Linked DNA regions of Mus musculus: region 2 is linked to region 1. Evidence: chromatin loops called from intact Hi-C (ENCODE). Cell type or tissue: left cerebral cortex. All regions are shown on one strand. Region 1 overlaps Npas3 (neuronal PAS domain protein 3). Region 2 overlaps Npas3 (neuronal PAS domain protein 3).

Region 1 (5,000 bases):
GTGTCATCAGGCCTAGGGAGAACTAAGGGCCAATGATGGGTAATTTCCTTTAGGGTGACTTTAGTTCAAAACAATTTGCAACGTCATTACACTCCTCTAGTCCTCTTCTGACTGCCACTGTGTATTCACTTGAGAAATCTCTCTTGGAGGGAAGAATGTGTCCCCTGTTCTGTTAGGAAGGTGGGAGCCATAGATAAAGTGATCTGCCTGAGGAGATTCAGGTGGCCCCCGGAGAGGAAAAGAAAATGATGCATGCATCTCTTCCCCCAGAGGGAAGCAATTCCACACTGTGACACTTTACCCTGGCATTCAGCCACCAGAGGGGGCATGGACCAGAGGGAAATAAATTGTGACAGCTGCCCAGATGCCTTCCCTGCCTAGGTGGCTTCCCAGCACCGTCACCTCCGTCATTTGGAGCTGTGGAGACAGCCTCGGCTGCCATTTGTGAGGCTAGGTGGTTTTAGTGAAGCACTAAAGGCTTCTAGAGGCACAGCCAAGACTCCACTCAGACTGACATGAAGGCGTAATGACGATACTTCTGAGCCAGTGTCCCAGGTACTCTTTCCCTCCTTTCTATCACACTATTGATTTCTATCCCAATATAGATATGGGCTTTCAGAAAAAGAAATCAGCTTGTCAAGATTGGCCATTCGACAGAAAGTTTGTACATCACATAAAAACGTGGTTTCGAAAACAATAAAATGCATTCCTTTTCTGCTCATTGTAATTCACTCTATGGTTTCTCACTTAATAGCATAACATATATCATTTATACTGTTATCCTCGGTGCTTTTAAACTGTAATATTCTTTCAGCGATGACTACTTGTCAATTTCACTGATCTAGATTTGATTTCATAAATTAACTAGGCCAATTAAGTAGAGAGTTATCATTAGAATAAGAAGTAGAAGCAAATAAATATTAATCCTGCAGTTCTGGATGTCAGGATTCCAGCACAACCTTGATCACACTTTAATGGCACTTAAGGGTCAGGGGGAGGAGAAAAGCGATACCTTTTCCACTGGCAACTTAGTATTCCCCAATTTAAGTTTCTAGGGATATTCTTCATCCATATCTGCATGGAGCAGTTGTGGTTTCTACTCTATCAACTTAAAATGCAGCACCTACACAAATAATCCACGTTCCTGTTTTTTTTTTCCTAATTAGGAAGGAACTTTTTATTGAAAAGCATGACATGTATATGCAGTCCAAAACATCAAAGAGTGATCCCCACCAACACACAATGGAAATTGACATTTCAAATATATAGACAGTGATTTGAAAAGTGAGCTTTTACTTTCTCTTTCTCATCCATTTTCTATTTTGTTTTAAAACCACCTTGTCTCAGCTTTGAGACTCCTGTGTTAGGGAGATTGCTGGCCATGTCATAGCTGCCCTTCTTCTGTCTTTTGACTTTGAACATATTTTTTTGCTATACAAAATTTTTTTATTAGATACTTTCTTTATATACATTTCAAATGCTATCCCGAAAGTTCCCTATACCCTCCCTCCTCCCTGCTCCCCTACCCACCCACTCCCATTTCTTGGCCCTGGCATTCCCCTGTACTGGGGCATATAAAGTTTGCAATACCAAGGGGCCTCTCTTCCCAGTGATGGCCGACTAGGCCATCTTCTACTACATATGCAGCTAGAGACACGAGCTCTGGGGGTACTGGTTAGTTCAGATTGTTGTTCCACCTATAGGGTTGCAGAACCCTTCAGCAGCTTGGGTACTTTCTCTAGCTTCTCCATTGGGGGCCCTGTGTTCCATCTTATAGATGACTGTGAGCATCTACTTCTGTATTTGCCAGCCACTGGCATAGCCTCATACGAGACACCTATAACAGGGTCCCTTCAGCAAAATCTTTCTGGCATTGTGCAATAGTGTCTGGGTTTGGTGGCTGATTATGGGATGGATCCCGGGGTGGGGTAGTCTCTGTATAGTCCATCCTTTCATCTTAGCTCCCACGTTCCTGTTTTAAGGACTCTGGTTGAGCATTTTGCTTGCTGTCTCCACACCCTTGCCTGTGGGGCTTCTGTGCTGAGGTTTGGCCACTGTGTCATAGTTAATAGAAAAGTTTGCCTGATCTACATTTCTGAGTATCGCTTTAGTCATTTTGTCACTTGCCTGGCGGGAAATACTTTCAAATGTAGTCTATTTGGGAATGTCTCTTTCTAAAAAACAGAAGTCCTGACTTAAATGATTCTTCTTCACATGAACCATATTCTGTGACTCCCAGAAATTGAAGAAAGGTATCAACACCACATAAAAATATCCTGGGCATGAATTCAATGAGACACCTTTGCTTGCCTATGAGTTTAATGTACGAATTTAACAATGCCAGCTTGTTTTCCAAGGTCCTAGCCAATGTGTCTGGTCTTTTAGGTGATCTGGTGGTGGGTGGGAGACATTGCTTGTTCCAGTGCATCTCCACACTGTTTCCTCTAAATAACGGGCACGCTCGATTGCTGTGGTTAAAGGAACATCTTACCAGACTGTCTCTGACAATGACCCAGAAGAAGTCATAATCCAGAGATCATAAAACCACTAGCTCAGGACCCCTGTGTTTCCAGTTAACTTTTCTCTCTGTTCGTCCAGAGCTCTGAAGAGAGGCTGTGTAATTCTGTATCACCCAGCGACACATTAATGACTAGCTTGCGAAACACTGGAGGACCCTCGAGGGATGCCAACACTAGGGTCCATTTTCCCTAGTTGTTTTGATTAAGAACTTTGCATCCTGAAGCCAGCAAACCGAAGTGCCTTAGTCTCTCTGACTTTACTTCCCCCTTGTAGCCCTTCAAGCCTCAGTAGTTTTACCATAGTAATAATTTTTCCCTAAGAGTTTTAAACAAGACTTTGCCATTGGACAGCCTTTGAAACAGTTAGCTTTGCCTCACTATTTTTTGTGACTTGCCAAAATCACAAATAAAAGGGACTATGTCCTCTAATGCTTCTTCCCTGGTCATTATCTTGGAAAATATGCAGAGTCTGGTCCAAGTAGAGTGCTCCCCAAACCTTGCTGTTACTTTGAGAATAGTTTTAATGAGGCTGGCAGCTGAGCCAAGCTCTCCTGTTGTGTTATTATTTGGGCATGTGGAAGCCCAGGTGATTGATCTGTGTGGGAGAACTGGCAACACTCACATGCCCTCTGGGTAGAGGCAGAGCCTCCAGCAGGAAAAATTAGGGAAAGAGAAAAAAAGGAGAGGAAATGTTTATCGCCCATCTCCTTGCGTTTTATGGCGGCGTGCTGGTGAACTGGGAGATGGATGTGTATATTCATGGATTTCACACCACTTTAAGCACTAATAACATTAAATCAACCTTAATACTTCATGCCAAATGTGTTCTAAAAGAGGGAATAATAGGAATTTTTGTTGACTTTAGTAAAGTATCAAAAGTTACACTGGAAACACATAAAATGCTACAATGCAGAGGTCACAATTATGCTAATACCATGATAATATAAAATATTAAGTCACCAAAATGACAGGATTTACAACCAAGCATCCTCAGTCCCCAGAAGCCCTGACTGCAGGCTCACAGTAAACACACCAGCCTGTCCTCCCAAGGAGTCTGATTACAAATTTAAATATGTATATGATTAGAACTCTGCCAGTCTCCCTCCCCTAGAGACAGATGAAGTAAAATTTGATTTATCTCATACCTGGAAACCTATTGTGCTGGGTTCACTCTTTTGCAGGATCAGTACAAGGTCTGATGAATTTTGCATTTCCTGGGATGCTTTGGGGGAAACCAGGGACGACTGTTAATGGTCTTGAATGTCTGTGCAGTCTCATGGAGTGGGAGAGGAATAGCCAGATGTTTGGCAATGGAGTTCTGGCAGATGGAAACCTCTTCTTAGCCTTCTTTTCTTTTCTCCATGCTCTGCGTTCTGTGCTGAGGTTGGGCTGCTGTGGGAGCACAAACCTCATGGCCTTTCATTTGATTTTATTTGATTGGGTTTTTTTTTTGGTGGGTTTTTTTGTTTTTTGTTTGTTTGTTTTTGGGTTTTTTTTTTTTTGAGAATTTTGCACAATGTGGTTTGATCATATTTAGCCCTTCCCCCAACTTTTCACAGTTCTGTCTGTCCTTCCCTACCCATCTGGCTCTGTGTTCTTTATTTTTATCCACAGCAAATCCATTTTGTGCTGCCCATGTATGTGTGGGAGCATGGCCATCCACTGGAACATGGTCAACTTACCAGGGGCAACACTCTTAAAGAGAACTGTCTGTCTCCCAAGAGTTATCCTTTACCAAGTGTTTCCCAGCTAGGGGTGGAACTTCATGCCCAATTCCCCTCTGCATACTGGGCTTTGGATTGTCTTGAGCCTGCACAGGTCCTGCACAGGCTATCACAGCAGCTTTGAGTGCCCGTGTATAGCTGCCCTGCTGTGTCTTGTAGCTACCTACCACTTCTGGCTCATAAACTCTTTCAGTCCCCCCCTCCTCAAGGATACTTAAGTTTTATGAGGAGGCAATATAATGGTTCTGTTGACCAGTTGTGTACCTTGACCGGTTGTGGGTCTATGTGTTGATCACCATCTACTCAAAACATACTTCTCCAATGTGGCTCAAGAGACAATTAATATGCCAGCATAATAATGAGTCTGTTTAGTACTGTGTTCATTTAGCAGAACAGCAGTAGTAAGTTCTGCCCAAGGTTTATGACATAGCAACCCACAGGTTCTTGACCCAGGAATTGTACCAGGTATGGGTTTATCTTCTGGAGTAGGGCTTAAAGCTAGTCAGAGAGTCATTGGCTATTCCCATGAGAGTCATGCCACTGTTGAACCAGTGGCCGTGCCTTGCCAAGCCTGTTGTTACTGTAGCCCACAGGGTTCCCAGCTGGATAAGACTGATGGGTGCTTTTCCCCTACATTAGTGTGTACTGTGAAGTCTAACCAGTAGGGATGAAGCTTCCAGGCCAGTACCAGCTTGATTTCCTCATATTCTGTCACTCAGGTATATGGTATTCACCAATATGTTCTTGTTCTCAACTT
Region 2 (5,000 bases), 230 kb after region 1:
TCTCTCTCTCACACACACACACATACACAGAGATACACACACAGAGAGACAACACACATACCCACGCACACTCATGCCCTTGAGCAGACACACACATGCTCACGTGTGTACATGCACAAATATACACACACACATATACACATAACTAAAAATAAATATTTAAAAAAAAACCAACAAGCAACAAATGCCTGTGAGGGTGTGTGAGAAAGGAGAGTCCTTATGTGTCACTGGTAGGAATATAATTCAATACAACCACAATAAAAGATTCTTACAAAACTACAATGTTCATACCCTGAATTACCATTTTATAGTGAAAGAAACTCGCCCGTGAGCAGCAGGGCTGGAATGCCAACTCAGTGTTCTAACTATAAACTGTGTTCTCCTTCCGCTTAACCAAATGAAAGGATAAAGAAAATATCCCTGCTCTTCCCTACATGTGGGATAGTGTAATTAATATGGCCTGTGATTTCTGCAGCCCTGCCTCTGCCCTCAGTCTCCCACCCAGCACCTGCACCTTTCACCCCAGCCTGGAGCATTTAAGGCAAATGGAAATGCAGGCTTTAACACTCACACACATGTTAGCAAGAGCAACCCACTAGAGAGACGTGTTTACACATTCAACATTCCCTTTAGGAAGTCTGTAGAGATTTTGATTTCTGTTTGCACTCATAGTATGTTAGTGATTTTCATATTACATTAGCAAATTTAATCTCTGCTAATGAGATAGGAAGATATTAACACAATGAGATTTGATTTAACAACTTTCAGACTTGGGTGGCAAAGGCAGAATTTGCAAGTGAGCACCAATTCCAATCTCTAATTGAAAAATAAATCAGAATACAGAGATATCTGTAGTTCCTGGATTTCAGGTCTAGATTCAAGCCATGGGGGAGGGCAAATGATTTGTATCCCAGGAAGCATGTGAATGAGGAGACAGGACTTGAGGAGGCACTGTTTGGTTTGAGATCCCAGGTGGTCCTGAGTTGGAGGACCACACAGCTTCCTAATTGCTAGATTTCTAGCACCCAAGGAAAGTGTGGGTGTTGAAATATCATCAATAACAGTCAAATCTCCAGTATCCAGCCAAGATGGTGTTCTCCTTCTCAGGGGTCCTGCCTCTAACCTCTCTCTGGCATGTAGAAAGCCAACAAGGAGACACACTGAAGCCACATGGCCCCCACAACAAAAGCAAAATGAGTCCATCCTATAAGAAGAACTGGCCCTGGGTACACACTCCTCCCCCTGGAGTTTTCCTCAGAAAGTCGGGAACTAATTCCTGTATTAGTTTTCATTTACTTCTGGTTTCTTAAATGCACTGATTTAAAAGGGGGGCGGGTGGTCTGAAGAGATGGCTCAGCAGTTAAGAGCACTGGCTGCTCTTCCAGAGGACCTAGGTTCAATTCCAAGCACTCGTCTGGTAGGTCACAACTGTCTGTAACTCCATTTCCAGGGGACCCAGTTCCTCTTATGGCCTTTGCAGGCATCAGACACTGACATACGGGCAAACAAAATACTCATACACATAAAGTAAAATTAATTTAAAAAACACTTGGAGCCAGGCAGTGGCGGCGCATGCCTTTAATCCCAGCACCTGGGAGGCAGAGGCAGGCAGATTTCTGAGTTCAAGGCCAGCCTGGTCTACAAAGTGAGTTCCAGGACAGCCAGGGCTATACAGAGAAACCCTGTCTTAAAAAAAAAAACAAAAACAAAAACAAAAAAAACAAAAAAAAAAAACTTGAAAATACCTTAGAGTCATGATAGTATGCTAGAAAATGGGATACATTTTTATAATCAAAACTACCTAAGAACTATAAAATCTAGCTCATCATATGAGTAGATTTTCCCCAATGCTATAGCACATTCCAATGTCTTGCATTACAATCCAGCTCTAAGCGCAGACGTGGGCTTTCTAGAACAACAGCTCTCACAGTTCCGCTGGAGGAGGACATGTAGCTTAAACTCACCTTCACAACGGAGGCCTCCGCCTGCTTTTTAATTTACTAGATGTTGCTTTACTGCTGTAATATGTAATACATGTGTGTACTATATAATAAACATTCTGATTACCTTATATCTACATAGTAAACATTTGCCAAGGTAAAATTAATATAATTTTTAAAATATCATTTTAATAGAACAGAATGTCAGGTGACGGCGGGAACTATTTGAATTCTGTCCATGCTCAGAAGTGCCACACCCTCTTCATGGTAGCCTGCTAGACGGCAAGCCATGGTCTTGGTCCCAGGGGTCCCAAGTATCCCCATAGGCCACAGTTGGGACCTTTTGAAAAGTGACCAGAAAATTGCTTTTTAGACACTAGTGTGGAGGAACTTCCCACATGATAGGGAACTAGACAAAAAAAAAGTCTGTGTGTAGAACACTGTTTCCTGTATGCCCTTCTGCGAGATTCATCCAAGACTATAACTTCAAAGACTCTTTTGATAGAAAAAAGATGTTTTAATTCTCACATTTTATGACAGTGCTACAGGATACTTACAGTTGATTGACCGTAAGGCAGGACCTGGATACTGTCTCACAGGAAAAGAAACCCTAGCTTGCTCCTGCCATTTGCTCTCCCGCTGCCCTTCCCCCCCCACACACACATATACACTATTTCCAGCCAGGAATATGGACAGGCAAGAAATGGGTTAAAGGGAAAGATGGTGAGAACACAGCAAGCACCATCATTAGACCCCACTAGGGTCCCTCACAGACGCCTGTGACCGGAGGAAAGAATATTCCCATGGTCAGGTGCCTGCTCACCCCAAAGCTGCAATAAAGAACGCAGACCTCCCAGATCTGCAAGGCTGCATAGGGGAGCTGAAGGGCCAGGGAGAAGGAAGTCTGGCTTCCACCCCATTGGGCAAAGACTCAGCCAAAGGAAGTGCCAGGACACTGCGCTGACCCACTTCGAGCCCTTCCTCTCCATTTATCCCCAGCAGAAGAGATACAAAAGCATCACTATGGCACAAGGGAAAGTTGGAGAAGCATTCCGGAAATTGACATGCAAATAACCACTCCAAGTACTGGGCTTTGTTCTGAAAATTCCCATCCTTGGGAGATGTGAAAACACCAATCAGGGAAGGGGTAGAGCTGGGAAGGACCTGGCAGGTTTATAGCCAGAGTGTCCTCCTTTGAGAGTCTGTCTCTGTACCCCATCCCAGACTGAGCTGGCACAGGTAAAACCAAACTAAACATGTCTCCGCTGAACAACTAAAAGGACAACAGGCCTGAATGGAACTGCCCTGAGACAGTGACAGTCACAACACTTGCTTCCTGGTCTCTGAGTCATCCCTGATGCCACCAAAGCAATAAGAAGTCCAGCCAGGGCTCATAAAGAAAAGCCAAGTATTTCACAAGGACAAAAGCAACTGTCTCTAGGAAGCTAGCTTTGCATTCTGAGCAGCTGCCCCAGTCTCCTAGACAAAGGCCAAAGATACTGCCTTACCCACGCCACTGCTTCTCCATCATCGAGGCCTGGGACTAGATGCCAAACTCCCACCTGCAAGCTCTCAGATCCTACAGCACACTATACTCAGTGCTAAGTGGAGTCAACATTACTAAAGCGGGGAGAGGGGGGTGACTGCATAATGGCCCGCTGTAGGCTGTCTCTTTGGTAGATTTATTACATACATAAGACCCTGAAGAAAACCAGCAGGCAGTGGGCAATGCTCACTATGCATAAAGGAAGAAAGGCACCATGACTCGGGAGTTTGTTAAGGAGAGGTTCTGAAAGCTAAGCATGTGGTTAGAGAAACCAGTGAATTAGTTCTGGCTGTACTGGAATCCTGCTCCTCTGTATACGAGGGTCCCTACATACCATCAAGATGTCGAATTGGCCTTATTTTTACCACTGTGTTTTCCTCTCCCAGAGCCAACCCTGCTCCTTCCTCCCTGGAGGTGTTTGTGCTCAGGAAAACTGAACCAGCAGAATCCAAGCATAACAAGTCTTGCTCAGGCTTCATCAACTGTCTCTCAAGGAAGTTTACTCAAACTTTAATTGACTCCTAGAGAGTGGGCAACCCCAAAGCTAGCTGGCCTAACAGAATCATGAAGGCCTGGTGATGACCATTTTGCTGCTGTTTCCTGTGCCCATGAGTCCTCCCCTTGAGCCCTGAGCAGTACTCACATAGCCTCACAGCAACATTCAGATACAGCTGGAGGTGGTGGCCTGCTTAGCCCTTCAGTACATGTAACCTCTGCCTTTGGACATCTCAACAGCCTGATCCTCTGTGGTGGAACTATTCCACCCGATATTCAGAGTGACCTTATGTACTTCATACCTGCAATCAGATGTTAACCTTCACAGACCTTTCTAGCCATTCAGGCATTCATACACATTTCAAACATATCTGTATGTTATGTTTATCTCCATACCCCCCCCCCAGTGCAGGTGTGTGCATACACGTGTGTGCGCTCATGTACCCATTTATCCTCCTAATAGAATATAGACTCTACTATGGGGAGAATTTCTTTCCGCCCCATTCCTCCCTTCTCTTCTGTGACCTCAAACCTATGACAGGGACTTACACCCGTAGAAACTCCGTCAGGACTTGCCGAATGGATCTGTTGTGAAGTGAATTGTGAGCCTAGTCTAGACTCAAGATGGCTTTAGCCAAGCATGCTTCATCCACATATTAGGATGGCTTTGACCATTTTAGGGGCAATCCTTGTTTTCCTGAAGAATAGAACTAGAAGAGGAAGCTGTGTAGGGAGATAAATATTGGTTAGTGGGGAGAAATCGGAGAGAAGTTTTTGTTTGTTTTGTTAAGGGAAAAGAATGTAGAAATAAAGGGAAAGCAATCAACAGTACCTTTCTGTTTCTATAAATGACTTTCTATTTCTGGTTTTAAGTGCGAAAGAGATGGTTCTAAACGTATCCTGAATCATGATTAGTAATTTCATTGATTCTGTTTCTCCTGCTCATTAGAATCACTGGCTTTGGAGACCATGCCAATGTCTGGGTCTTTATAAGAGCCTGCGATTGACAGGACTTGTTT

Evidence for each region. A loop is a pair of places that touch in the nucleus more often than their neighbours do. Peaks named below come from ENCODE experiments on the same cell type or tissue, not always from the same donor. Only the 100,000 strongest peaks of a DNase experiment are listed, where the experiment ranks them.
Region 2: it touches region 1 in a loop (3-fold over the local background); 2 of 42 quality-filtered maps call a loop at or near these places.

Annotation. Positions count from the first base shown.
Region 1 is chr12:53,746,522-53,751,521 of GRCm38, forward strand. The region is part of intron 4 of Npas3 (neuronal PAS domain protein 3); the gene reads left to right. Among named protein-coding and RNA genes, the nearest start is that of Gm35614, 83 kb to the right of the region's middle. In left cerebral cortex, a CTCF peak has its summit at 313; DNase peaks (open chromatin) are centred at 360 and 3,045; H3K27ac peaks cover 845 bases.
Region 2 is chr12:53,978,786-53,983,785 of GRCm38, forward strand. All of the region lies in intron 6 of Npas3 (neuronal PAS domain protein 3), which reads left to right. Among named protein-coding and RNA genes, the nearest start is that of Gm35614, 150 kb to the left of the region's middle. In left cerebral cortex, no CTCF peak of the experiment used is centred here; a DNase peak (open chromatin) is centred at 2,959; H3K27ac peaks cover 1,088 bases.